2 separate regions of the Homo sapiens genome follow, and region 2 is linked to region 1. Evidence: chromatin contacts called from ENCODE Hi-C or POLR2A ChIA-PET data. All regions are on one chromosome and are shown on one strand. The core of a region is the stretch at or near the end of the contact, and the rest is flanking DNA. Distances in the headings are between cores, read along the strand shown. Region 1 overlaps LINC02937 (long intergenic non-protein coding RNA 2937). Region 2 overlaps LINC02937 (long intergenic non-protein coding RNA 2937).

Region 1 (7,068 bases), core at 858-3,357:
GTGCTTGCATCATTATTTCATACTCACTGTAGGGAGTTTCTCATCTGCCTCTCAAACTGTGTTCCACCTTATCTGTTCTGGTGGGTAGAAGGCAAAGCACCTGGCCCCGTTACAGTTATAGCTGAACCATGACCAATGAGTCTGAGCATTGGATGGCATGAACATCGGAGATCCTCTCCTGTGAATCTCAAGTGACCCTCCTTGCCCCTCCCCAACTCTCCCACTGCGGGATTTTCCCAGGACAGAATCTCAGAATGAGCTGGCTCTACAGGCACTCACAGATGCACCCTTACCTTGACCTGCAGGCCTGAAGCCGACCCAGCCCACAGGCAGCATTCCGAGCTGACACATCAAGAAGCTCCAGATGCCTCCCCGACCTTCACAAATGTGAAACAAGATGAAGGTGTTGACAGGGCTGGTCTGTAGAAATAGTATTTTGTTATTACTGAAATGTTAGAGTGTAAAATAGAATGTTCTGTTCCTCTCTAGCCACAATGTCCCATTGATTAGGGGTCCCCAGTCCCTGGACCATGAACCACTATCGGCCCATGGTTTGTTGGGGGCTGGGCCACACAGCAAGAGGTGAGTGGCGGGTGAGTGAGCATTACCGCATGAGCTCTGCCTCCTGTCAGATCAGTGGTGGCATTAGATTTTCATAGGAGCACAAACCCTACTGTGAACTGAGCATGAGCGGGATCTAGGTTGTGCACTCCTTATGAGAATCATCTAACTAATGCCTGATGATCTGAGGTGGAACAGTTTCATCCCAAAACCATTTCCCCTACCCCCATCCATGGAAAAACTGTTTTCCACAAAACCGGTCCCAGGCGCCAAAAAGGTTGGGGACCGCTGCTGTGGCACTGCCATTTCTCAAGCTACCTAGAAGCTAGTTTGAACAGTGTGTGTATTTAAAGTAAATTTCATTTGGGACATTTTATTACAGAAGCTTATTATCTCTTTTTAAAGGAATCTTTCTTCTCAGGATCTTAAGGCATCTTATATCCATTGAAAAGGCCTCCTGTACCATGACAGCTTCTTCAAAGGACACCCTAGATAATAGCACAGGAATCCCAGGGAGATGAAATACCCTGAGATCCACAGACTTCCCTGAGATGGGGAGTCCTGTTTCCTCCTCTACCAAGCTGCTAACCAGTGGCCAAGTCAGATTAAGCTGTATTTCCTCCCAACCCCCCCACCCCCAATCTGCAGTGGAGGAGGTTTTAAGCAGGCAGTGGTTAAATCCTGGAAGGAGAAATTAGAGGAAATGAAAAGACTCTCCCAACTTGGATGAGAAAGTGGTGGAGTGACAGGGTGGGCAAGACCCCAGCAAGCTGTCCGGGGCCAGGCCCATCCAGGAGTCCGGTGTGTTTCAGTGTCTGCCCAGGCCTCCTGTCTAGGAAGCTTTCCTGCCAGGTTCAGAAAATGAAGAACATAAACCACAGGACCCTATTTTATGGGTAGAAATAATGTCAATGAGGGCAAATGGAGAAGAGTGAGGCAACAGCCACATCCGTCCAGGAAGGATGCCTGGGACACAGGTGGTTCTGCCAAAGAGCCAGAAGGATGGAAGGAAATCTCAAAATTCAGATGAGAAGCCAGACAGTAGGAAAGCCAAAAAAGCACAATCTAATAATTTAGAAAATGAAAGAGGAGGAGGGCTGTTAAAGATATTCTCTGCTCCTTCGTAACATCTCAGCTCCTCTCTTCCTATGTAGAAATAAACGCTCACTGCAAAAGGCAATGATTTGCTTAGAAAAAATTCATTTAAAATGTCTTGCAATTATTGACACTGTCATCAGATCTTGGCAGTAGCAGCTTATTATTACCTCCTATGTATGTTTGCCGGGAGAAGAGTCTCATTGTTTAGGAGGGAGAAATAAAGCAAAAGTCCAAGGGTATTGTGCTTGAAATACATGCCTAGAGATATGGAGTTGATTGCCCCAGAAAAAAAAGGAAGCCTATGTGTATATTATTATTCACCTCGGTAGCCCGAATCCTCTATTTCTCTCTCTCTCTCTCTCTCTCTCTCTCTCTCTCTCTCTCTCATACAGTTGAGCTCAGCTGGGCAGCCATCCAAGTGATTCATATTAAATTCTAGCTATATTCAGCACAAAAGTCATCTAGCATCAGAGGATCAAAGTTACATCAACTAACAAGCACTGGGGGATTGATAAGCTGCTAAAATTAGGTCATTGCATAGCAGCAGCCTTTGATGGATGAAGTGAAATTTAGCCGCGGGTTTGCTATTTAAAGATCTGTTACAGCACCCTTTCCTGTAGCCACAATGAACACACAACAAAGTATCATGTGTCTGATTAAATGTTTAATCATCGCTGTTGAGCTTGCCGACTGTGGCAAAGATTCAGTTTCCTTAAGAGTGCATTCAGCTCTTGGGCCAAGCCAGTACCTGCATTTTAATTCCCACATCCAGAGCCTTACAACAGGGCCCATTTCTCCCTCCTCAGGATGAATTCTGTAAAGTTAGTTTAATCGTTTTTAAAAGCATTTGGTCACACAGTTCCACCTCTAAGTCCCTGTCAGTTCAGTGTTTCAAAACTCTTCGTCAGCGTCACACACACACACACACACACACACACACACACACACACACGGCTCCAGACTGCCCAGTGGATGCAGCAACTGGTCTGGTGAGCGCATTTCTGTTTCTTGCTCATTCCCTCAATTTCAGAATCACACACCTGTCCAAAATGGCTCACGTCTCTCTCTTCTTTGGGACTGTTTTTGTTTCCAGATGGGTTAAGGTGGGGATTTGACTTCATTTGGTTTAGGTTTTGGCTGTGGCTGAGGCCCCAGGCATGTGGCAGTCACCAGTTCTGATTTCATAACTCCCATGGCCAGGCCAGGAGCCACACAGGAAGCCGGAAGGGGCCTCGGGTCAGTGTGTCCTGTCCCAGCAGCACGGGGTGGGGGACTGTGTGCCCCCAGGTGTCCTATCCACCCCTCAGCTCCAAAGGGCATGTGGACATGCGTCAGGTCCCCTGAGGCCATCTACAAACACCAGATGGACTGTTGAGCTTCCCAGGCTCAGAACCTAAGAACCCGCAACTGGAAGGAAAAGGCAGCAGAAGATGAGAAAAACGGTCAGGGAGGAAAGAAAACACTTTAACCCAAACAAAGTTTAAAATAAAATAAAGAGTGGTGAACACTCAGCTGGGAGAGGAGAGGAGGCCTCTGTGGGCAAAGGGAAATGCTGCTGAGAGGCAGCTAAGCCTGAGTCTGGAAGACTGGAGGGAGGCAGCTCCAGGGTGAGCACCTGGAGTGCACAAGGCTCTGGAAGGGGAGGGCAAGGGGTATCACCCTCCCCAGAGCCCCAGGGAAGCCTGATTCATCAGTACACCCAGGAAGGGGCTGGCTGCAGCGATAGCCCCCTGCCCAGTTGTCCCAGATGAACCCTGGGCTTGGAAACAGTCCAGGGACACTGGCAGACTGAGAGCCACCGGAGAGGGTCACCCCGTCCCCCTCCTGCCTGTAGGGGCACACAGGTTTCCCACTAACCCTCAGTCCCAGTTGACCAATTACCAGATAAGAAGATTGGATCCTCCTATCCTTACAGACACAAGGACACAGGTGGGAATGGCTTTTCATATGCAAATTCCATGCCATTTGCTTCCTATTCCAGCCAAACAGTTGTGCAGAAGATAAAACGAATCAGGGAGTGCTCCAGGGAGTGCTCCCGGCTCTCAGGAGTACTGTAGGGAGTGGAGACAGGAAGGAAGCCATGACAGGGAAGGTGACAATATTGGCCCGGTGCTCTAGATGCAGTTCTGCAGGCGCTCACTGAAGAGACTGCTGGAGAAGGCAGGAGGATGTGCTCGCGGTTTCCTGTGATGTGGTGAGGGCAGGTGGAGCTTCAGCACCCAGAGGCTGGAGGGAGATCCTTAGGTGGCCCAGGTGACGCAGGAGCCTGGGCTTTCACTCAGATTCAGACCAGAGAGACAAAGTAGGAAACTTGATTTTAAACCTGGGAGTGGCTGAGTGCCTTGTTCTTGGCTATGTTTCAGTGTGATCTTACACATAGCTACCCAGCACATCTGTCTGTCTTCGTTTATGTTCCTTCAGAAGCCAACCCTAAAATAACATCCAAGGGCAGGCAGCAAATTTGGGAAGTTATCTCTGGGAGCACTGTAGGGAGTGGAGACAGGAAGAGAGACAGGACAGGGAAGGTGACAGTAAAACAGCTGCCCCATGGACAACTAGAGCCTAATCCCTCTTGGGAACTCCAGGTTCCAGTCCCATGAAGGAAGGTAGCTGGAGTGTGTGAGCCACTCCCATAGCCACTGGTGGAACACTGCTGGGTGCAGGTAGGGCATTACTTCTCTGGCATTCCAACCTGCTGAATCTTCAGGAAAATCAGGCTCTAATGGCCAGAAAAAGATGCTGGAGGGTGGCAGTTTACAGGCATGCACTTTCACAGTAGTAGGATGGGGCTAGGAGCTGAAGAGCATGTACACAGCACTTGCTACAACATCCAAGATTTTATTTTCAAGAGATGCTTTCTGAAAGCTTAGAGTTGAGCCCTATGTCATGGGAGATAGGAACAAAAAAACCTCATTAGAGTCACAAGTTGTTTTCAAGGTTAATTCAAAGGGTCACGTCTATTCATGTTCAAAATCCCAGCCATGTGTATCTTTACACACAGTAGATGCTCAGATCATCCACCTAGGTGATGAGATGTATCCCGGGCATGTGGGCACTTCAACCAGAGGCCTATCCTTGAGGCCAGTAAGTTACTGCACGTACATTACACCAGTATGATGCTGTCATTATTAATCACCTTCATCTATGTCATTTAAATTGTATCAGGATGGTGTTGTAGGTCATGTTGGCTGATTTTATTTTCCAAAGACAATGATGTTGGTATGAGCCATCCCACAAGCTCTCTGTATCGTGTGATGCTAACCTTCTCTCAAGAGGTGGGATCTATGTTCCCTCCTGTTATGAGCTGAATTGTATTCCCCCAAAATTCATATGTTGAAGCCCTAACCCCCAGTATCTCAGAATGTGACTGCCTTTGGAGACAGGGTCTCTAAAGAGATAAGTAAGGCTAAATATGGTCCTTAAGGTAGGCCCTAACCCAATATGACAGTGTCCTTATTACAAGAGGAGATTAGAACACAGACAGACACAGAGGGATGACCACATGAAGACACAGGGAGAAGACAGCATCCACAAGCCAAGGAGACAGGCTTCAGGAGAAACCAACCCTGTTGACACCTTTATCTCAGACTTCTACTCTCAAAACTGTAAGAAAATTAATTTCTGTTGTTTAAGCCATCCAGTCTATAGTACTTTGTCATGGCAGCCCTAGTACACTGCTGTACCTCTCCCTCGAGCCTGGGCAGAACTTTATAAGTATCTTAACTAACAGAATGCAGTGGGGATGATACTGTATAACTTCCAAAGCTAAATGGGGAGTTGTGGAAAAGCCATAGAGTTTACACCTGGTTTTCTGTCTCTCATGGATGCTTGCTGGAACCCCAGCTAGCTGACATCGAGTGACAGCACGGGGAAGAACTGAGGCCCCCAAGCCAACAGCCAGCTCCAATCACCAGACACATAACATGAGTAAGGCTAGAGGGTATGCAAGCCCCCAGCCTCAGTGTCTTTCAGTTGAATTCCCGTCTGAATTCCCAACCCACTGAATTCATGCACATAAAAAACAATTGTTGCATGCCACCATATTTTGGGGTAATTTATCATGGAGTCATGGTAACCAGAGTAGTCTTAGACAGCAAATAGTGCACACTTCAATTTTCCAATGAGAAAACTGAGATGAAGAAAAACTCAATGATCTTCCAAGGCCAAACAACTAGAAAGTGGCAAAATGAAAGGAATTTTGCTAGAATGAATAATTATGAAATGCAAATTACAAGGAAGGTAACACACTAAGCCACTGGGGGCACAAAGATGGCCTTGGGGAAAGCCCCCTTGCCTATGCAACTATGAGCCCACATGCCATGAGCCTTTTCTCCTAAGAACTATGTAAGTAGATCTGTTGGATAAGTTCCAGGAAGTGACATATTTCTTTTAAATTTTTTTTAGATAGTGTCTCATCTTCCCCCAAAGAGATGGCAATAATTTATACTCCACTCATAGCCTCTGTGAATGCCTGCTTCAGTAGAGAGTCGACAATATTATGGGTTGTAGGTGTCTTTCCTTTCTGATAATTGGAAAAGCTTTTCATTCTTTCACAAGTTTGTTTGTTTGTTTGTTTGTTTGTTTGTTTTGCGACGGAGTCTCTCTCTGTCGCCCAGGTTGGAGTGCAGTGGTGCAATCTCGGCTCACTGTAACCTCTACCTCCCAGGTTCAAGCGATTCCCCTGCCTCAGCCTCCCAGGTAGCTGGGATTACAGGCATGTGCCACCACACCTGGCTAATTTTTGTGTTTTTGGTAGAGATAGGGTTTCACCATGCTGGCCAGGCTGGTCATGAACTCCTGACCTCAAGTGATCCACCCGCCTCGGCCTCCCAAAGGGCTGGGATTACAGGTGTGAGTACAGATGGAAGGGGCCCTGGGATTGGAGGTGGGGAGGGAGGTTCATACTCACTGTAAACTCCATCCTACAGTTAGAACTTTTCATTTCCATGTTCAAGCATTTCTTCTCACACACAGAAAACCTACTTAATATAAAAGTGGGTTCTTATAAAAACAAAAGTTTGAGCATCCCTGCTGTACACCCTTAGGCTTTTGCACAAAAATGGGTTCAGGCTTCTTTCATCCAGATCTTGAACTAAGCAACCCATAAAAACACAGAGCTGTGCTCTGTGTCACCAGGTACATTAGAAACTTCAGTCCAACAACCAAAGATAAATGGAAGCAGTTTAGGTCTTTAATGCAGTCTAGGGATGACAGACAATGTTCCCATTCAGTACACCTAGAAAGAATACCTGAAAGAAATGTGACCTTACAGGTCCCTGACTGCTCAGCACCCCTCCCCTAAAACCTCTCTCCTCCTCCCTCCCCTCCAGCACCCTTCCCGGCCTGTCCAGGAAGAGCAACTCCCAACCCAGCTGAGCCAGCTTGTGCAGATCACATCTGCTTCTCTTG
Region 2 (6,655 bases), core at 2,622-5,121, 51 kb after region 1:
CAAATTCACCTGGAGAGCCTGTCCTAACTTCAAATCCTGGGGTGGGTGGTCCCTCTGTCCACAAGAGCCCCGACTTCTTTTACACCTCGGTAGCACCCACCTAGGCCCAGGCACCAGCTCAAGGCTGGGAGAGGAGGCAGCTTTGCCAACCTCACTACAGAAAAAACAAAAACTAACAAAAGAAGCCTGTGTACTCCCTAACCCCAGGCAAAGGCCCCTCCTGAGCATCCATTCATATAGCCACAGGGAAGGCTTAGCTGCTTCTTTGCATCTGCCTTTCTGGGCTGTTTGTTTGTTTGTTTGTTTGTTTGCTTGCTTGCTTGCTTGCTTGCTTGTTTTTAATCTCATTGAGATTTTATGAGGAATTAGCTACAGTCCTCTGCTCTACCAGCTGAGCTATTGAAGGGACATCATTGAGCTTTTAAATGATCCGTAAGAAAGTTTTGGAGAAATTGAAGAGCAGCATGTAAACTTATATACTGGCTAACTTGTTAATGCATTCACACACACACACACACACACACACACACACACACACACATTATGTGGAAATGAGAACAAGCAATTGGGGAACATATTTCAGCAACTCTTCTTCCAGGTACAGAATTGCTCATCATGCAAGAGATGAATCATCAAGAAGCAGAAACTATCACAGTTTTCAGTTAAACTTTCTTGCACTCTCTGCACTCTGCAAAGGTAAATGTGTTCTAAGTTTACATGTGAAAGTATTCATGGGGCTTCTAGGATATGTTTCAGTAAAATAGTAAAAATCTGCTTTCTCTCTCTCCCTCTCTCTCTCTCCTTCTCGGGTTCATTCAGGAAGGAACAACTGATCCAACTAAAAAGAAACTAAGGAGGGCTTCCTGGAGAAAGGGGCACTTAGGTTGAGATTTGGAGAATCATCTTCAAATGGGGGAAGCATTTCAGGCTTTGAGTAAACATGAGAAGATAGGAAGGTTCGGGACTCCTTTGGGAAGACTGAAGAGTCCAGGGGATTATAGAGTAGGGTCTTGCGCAGTGTGTGCTGGGTGGGCAGGAAGATGGTTCAGCTGGAATATAGATGATGCTTCCACTGCAGTCAGTCAGGAGGATCAGGAGGAGCAGTCGGGGGTTTTCCCAAAAGGCAGTAACATGATCCATTGTATTATAGAAACAGGTTCGTGGCTGGAACTAAGGTGGGAGAACCTGAGTTTGGGAAGTCAAGGTTTGTAAAACAGTGCAGACCAGAGTAAAGGGGCTCTGTCTCACCAGGGGATCACCCCAGCAGGAGGGCCCCTGCCTGTGCCTGAAGCCACTCAGCCCTTTAAAAGCTGCCCCTAGGGACACCCCTTTACCAGAGAGGAGAACCAGAACACACAGAAAATAAGGTCCCCATCTGACCCCAGCAAAACATGATGTCCGAAAGACCGTTGCATCTGAGAGTAATTGTCATGTAGCATTTCTGTTTCCTGTATCCGGATACAAAAATAATGAATGAGGGGAAGCAGGCAAAGGAGACAAGCGTTCCCACCACGAAATCCTTGCACTTCAGTCCTTTTGTTAACCTTGGTGGAGTAGCACTCAACAGAAAATAACTAAACTCACCTATTTTTACTTTAGTAGCTATAAAATTTTCATTTCAAATGATAAATTCTGCTCTTTGGTTTAAACACAAAGTTTGCATACACTAATGTTTCCTTAAAATCAAACACCAAAGAGTGACCTTACATCTCTCACTCCCCTGTGCCATGTGTCTCCAAAGATGGCCCCAAGAACCCCAAATCCTTGTAACTGCCCTTCTGCAGTCATCCCTGAAGGGAGTCAGAGCATGCCACCCCAGAATATACCACTTTGGCATAAGGATTATTTTGAGCTGAAGGCAAATGAGAAATAGCAGAAGCAGGAAAATCTCTCTATTATTTCCCACCTGTGTAAAGGAGGGCATAAATTTCCCTTTGTGAAGGGGTCCCCCTCTGCCAGGAAAAGGAGACAATGCTTATCCCTTGACATGATACTGGCTTCAATCTGCATAAACAAACTTACTAAATAAACCTTATCTTCCATTAGTTTTCCCCCACATATTTGACATTCCACGGTTTATCACCACTAGAATTTCAAATCCTTTGTCTTTGCCTTGTCATTTTGCCACAAGTTTACAGTCTTTGTTAAAATGGTATATGAGTTCTCAGTCATAACTCTTTCTTTGGGTTTTCACTTTCTGTAAGATACTTGTTTACATGTAAAAATTTTTTAAAAAATGTTTTTGAGACAGACTCTCACTCTTTGAGATGGAATCTCCCTCTATTGCCCAGGCTGGAGTGCAGTGGTGCAATCTTGGCTCAGTGCAACCTCCGCCTCCTGGGTTCAAGCGATTCACCTGCCTCAGCCTCCCAAGGAGTTGGGATTACAGGCATGTGCCACCACGCCTGGCTAATTTTGTATTATTATTATTATTTTTTTAAGTACAGACGAGGTTTCTCCATGTTGGTCAGGCTAGTCTCGAACTCCTGACCTCAGGTCATCTGCCCACCTTGGCCTCCCAAACTGCTGGGATTACAGGCATGAGCCACCATGCCTGGCTGACTCTCGCTCTTTTGCCCAGGCTTGGAGTGCAGTGGGTGCGATCTCAGCTCACTGCAACCTTCGCCTCCTGGCTTCAAGCGATTCTCCTACCTCAGGGCTTCAAGCGATTCTCCTGCCTCAGCCTGCTGAGTAGCTAGGATTACAGGTGTGCACCACCATGCCCAGCTAATTTTGTATTTTTAGTAGAGACGGGGTTTCGCCATGTTGGCCAGGTTGATCTCAAACTACTGGCCTCAAGTGATCTGCCTGCCTCAGTCTCCCAAAGTGCTGGGATTACAGGCATGAGCCACCATGCCCAGCCCAAAAATTAAGATATTAACATCAAATACAATTTGTATACTTTTTCTCCTGTTAATCTGTCCTTTGTTAGTTTAATTTGCAGGCCACAGTCACTAAACCTAAAAGGGCGGAAGAAACATTCTTTCTTCCCTGCTTTCCAACATTGTGTCTGGACTAAGCCTGAGACCCACTTTAGTCAACAGTGTATCAGGTGACTCTGTGCCTGTTCTGGGCCTAACTTGTAGAGCTTGGCAATGTTTGTTCTTGTGCTCTTGGGAGTCCTGAACCACCATGTAAGACAGGGGTTGGCAAACTATGGCCCATGGGCCAAATCCAGCCCACTGTCTATTTTTGTAAATAAAGCTTTATTGCAGCAGAGCAATGTCCATCTGTTTATGGGCATTTATGGCTACCTTTGCATTACAATGGTAGAGTTGAGTACTTGTGACATAGACTATATGGTCAAAGAGTCTAAAATATTTGGTCTTGTACTGAAAAGTTTGCTGACCCCTGATTTTAAAAGACCATCGACCTGCTGGAGAGACTACATGGAGAAGTCCTGAGGCCACAAGGAGAAAGAGAGAGGCTCAGCTGTCCATGTTCCATTTCCTAGTCCCAGGGCCAGGTGATTCAGCCCTATTACCAGTCATTGCCAATAGGAGAGACCCCAAAGGAGGTCAGCAGAAGAACCATCCTGCTGACCCCAGGCAATCTGAAGAACTGGAATAATAAAATGGTAGCTCTATGCTGCTGCATTTTGGATGGTTTATTACACAGCAGCAGATAATTGGAACCCACTCCCTCCCCACCTCCAAACAAAAATATTGGGCTGTGACTGTGAAGACGAACCAAAAACAAACAAACAAAAAAACAAGCACCATTGAAGATGAGTTACAAAACCATGACTGAATTAGTTCCCAAAGCTGTCTAATAGCACCACGTAACTGCTTGCAGAGTTTTTCTGAAGAAATACCATAACTCATCATGAAACCAGCTATTAAACCACAAAACTTCTGTTTCCTTCACCTTGTACGTCACCCCTACTCTCTGCAACAGTTTGACCGCATTTTAGTTTGTGGGTTTTTGCCTTTTAAATGAATCTTATCATTATGAACACTGAGTACCCAAATAGTCCCCCAGGGCAGGAACTTCTCGTCTCTCTGAACACAGAATGTCCACTTGTGTGTTCTTTCAGATGCAGGGTCTTCTTGCCCTGAATTTCTAGAATGTGTTCTTAAAGAAACATACCTATTATTTCAAAGTATCTCAATTTTTTGAGAGACAAGGAGCACTATGAATCCAGCTCATGGTGTTAATGGCTTTCTCATCATAAATCCATCAGCTATATTAGTTCTTTAGAGAAAGTAAAAATCAGAACAAGGTCTATTTGTCATATTTCCTTAACCACATCTGGAGAGAAGCTTCAAGTGAGTAAATCCAACATATGATTGTGATTCTGGGAGCATCGTTGTTTCTGTTTTCATGAAGTTTTCTCTAAGGAATGAGTTAAGGAATGAGTTAGTTCTTTTGGGGAAAAAAAAATAGTGTGCCTCCCCCCCACTGCCCACCATCTGCACACCCACTCTCGGAAATGTTGCCTGCCCATATTTACCTGCTCACCAAGCTGTTCCCTATTCTAGAAGTTTCCACTCTCCCTTGAGTATAAAAGCTTCAACCCTGGTTCAGTGGGTGGTAGCTGCACCATGGTCTGGGGAAATCAGCACTTTTTCGTGGGTGTTGCTGCCCAGGGACCAAAGGGGACTTGAGGATAATCAAGCCAGCTCTGCAAGTCTCCAACCACACAAGGGGACTGAGCTCCCACCACATCCCTCAACCTCCCGCCGCCATCTTGCTTTCCCACTCCCTGCCTCCCACACAGCTCAGCTGCCTTTTGCTGCCCTTTGCTGCCCTTTACTGCCCCTTGCACTCCCCAGCAAACCTCCTCCATCCTCTCCACTGCGTCTCCTCCCTCCCTTCCTCCCCTCTGTCACCCCAATGGCCCAGGGAGAGCACAGGACAACATGGAGTGAGGAAAGGGAGGAGCTCAGCCAGCTAACCATCCCTGCCCACCACATGTGAATTAGACAGGCTTCTCCAGAGACAGAGCCAACAGGGTATGTACACAGGAAGAAATTTATCTGAGGAATTGGCTCACACAGTTATGGAGGCTGACAAGCCCTGAGATCTGCCATCTGCAAACTGGAGACCCAAGAAAGCCAGTGTTACAATTCACTCCTGTTCCAACAGCCTGAGAACCAGGGGAACAGATGATGTAAATCCCAATCCCAGGGCAGAAGAAGAAGAAATGAGATGTCCCAGCTCAAGCATGGAGGAAAGGGGGGAAGAGAGCAAATTCCTCTGTTCTCTGTCTTTTGTTTTGTGCAGACCCTCAAGGGGTTGGATGAGGCCCACCTACATTGAGAAGGGCATCCGCTTCACTAAGTCTTCTGGTTCAAATGCTAATCCCATCAGAAAACTGTCACAGACACACCCAAATAATGTTTAATCTGAGCACCTACGGTCCACTCAAATTGACTCATAAAATAAGTCATCACATGGGTGAAAGCCTTCCCTGGATGGTGAGTTTTCTGTCTCCCCAACGTGCATGCATGAAGAGCTGTCTGGGTAGATCTGATTCCCATCTTTTACCTACAAACATTTACCCACAACCTTGCCCAAATAACACTGAGCTCCAGGCTGTATGTGTATTATTTCTCATCTTTACAATGGCCCAGAGAGGAGTTCCTGAGTCCTGGAGGGAACTGAGGTAAAAGTGTAACCACTTGATGGGTTCTTCCTGCCCACTGCACGAAATCCATCCACTGAGACCAGGGCATTGCAACAGAGAAAGAGTTTAACTGACGTAAGGCTGGCCCATGCAGGAGAAATGAAGTTATTACTCAAGTATTCGGTGGGCTGGGGGACTAGGGAATGGGTGCTGCTGATTAGCTGGGGAGGAAATCATAAAGGGGTGGAAAACAATCCTTGTGCACTGAGTCCACCTCTGGGTGGAACCACAGGACCAGCTGAGTTATGAGTCAGGGGTCCAGGTGAAGTCAGTCTGAAAAAAATCAGATAAAACCAATCTTAGGTTCTACAATAGTGATGTATCCACAGGAGCAATTGGGGAACGTCACAAATCTTGTGACCTCTGGCCACATGACCCCTGAGCAGTAAGGGATTATAGAAATTATGCCATCATTTAGGCAGAGTTCAGGCCTCTCCCACAATTCTAATCTTGTCATCCTTCATTAGTCTTACAAAGGCGGTTTTTGGTCCCTGAGCAAGGAGGGGGTTAGTTTTATGGAGGGATTTACTTTTACCCTTGCTTTTAAGTTAAACTATAAACTATATTCCTCCTAAAGTTACCTTGGCCCATGCTGCCTTGACCAAGGACAGCTTGGAGGTCAGAAGCAAGATGCAATCAACTAAGTCAGATTTCTCTCACTGTCATAAATTTTGCAAATGCAGTTTCAGAGGGAATGAGTAGGGAAAGGTGGAGGGCCCCTTGTAAGTTATTTGCTGAAGAGCACACAGCTAATGGGTGCAGTTAACACAGGCTTTTGTTGAGACGAAGTCTTGCTCTGTCACCCAGACTGGAGTGCAGTGGTGCGATCTCGGCTCACTGCAACCGCTGCCTCCCGGGTTCAAGCAATTCTCTGCCTCAGCCTCCTGAGTAGTGCCCACCACCACACACAGCTAATTTTTGTATTTTTAGTAAAGATGGGGTTTCATCATCTTGGCAGGCTGGTCTTGAACTCCTGACCTCATGATCCACCCGCCTGGGCCTCCCAAAGTGCTGGGATTACAGGCG

The links. A loop is a pair of places that touch in the nucleus more often than their neighbours do. ChIA-PET counts read pairs that join two places held with the same protein, here RNA polymerase II (POLR2A). Pooled maps may share reads with other maps.
Region 2: a loop to region 1 is called in a map of CD8-positive, alpha-beta T cell, with 7 times the contacts of the local background. The contact joins two enhancer-like sites. A Hi-C loop is called at or near these places in 13 of 168 maps with a recorded cell type or tissue (CD14-positive monocyte, CD4-positive, alpha-beta T cell, CD4-positive, alpha-beta memory T cell and 7 more), 20 of 37 single-sample maps with no recorded cell type and 17 of 50 pooled maps. POLR2A ChIA-PET finds 5 or more read pairs at or near these places in 24 of 52 experiments (AG04450, CD4-positive, alpha-beta T cell, CD4-positive, alpha-beta memory T cell and 14 more).

Annotation. Positions count from the first base shown.
Region 1 is chr9:91,098,129-91,105,196 of GRCh38, forward strand. LINC02937 (long intergenic non-protein coding RNA 2937) reads right to left here. Exons shown (of 6, transcript NR_184105.1): 3 at 6,569-7,068; 4 at 3,541-4,538; 5 at 294-420. Among named protein-coding and RNA genes, the nearest start is that of LINC00484, 17 kb to the right of the region's middle. Within about 2 kb of position 2,108, at least 21 of the 41 ENCODE cell types and tissues checked have a DNase peak (open chromatin) inside an H3K27ac peak, as active enhancers do; they include CD14-positive monocyte and CD8-positive, alpha-beta T cell, where a contact is called at or near this core.
Region 2 is chr9:91,147,305-91,153,959 of GRCh38, forward strand. The region is part of intron 1 of LINC02937 (long intergenic non-protein coding RNA 2937); the gene reads right to left. All of the region lies in intron 2 of LINC00484 (long intergenic non-protein coding RNA 484), which reads left to right. Among named protein-coding and RNA genes, the nearest start is that of LINC02937, 13 kb to the right of the region's middle. RefSeq lists enhancers at 1-24, 432-551. Within about 2 kb of position 3,872, at least 5 of the 41 ENCODE cell types and tissues checked have a DNase peak (open chromatin) inside an H3K27ac peak, as active enhancers do; they include CD14-positive monocyte and CD8-positive, alpha-beta T cell, where a contact is called at or near this core.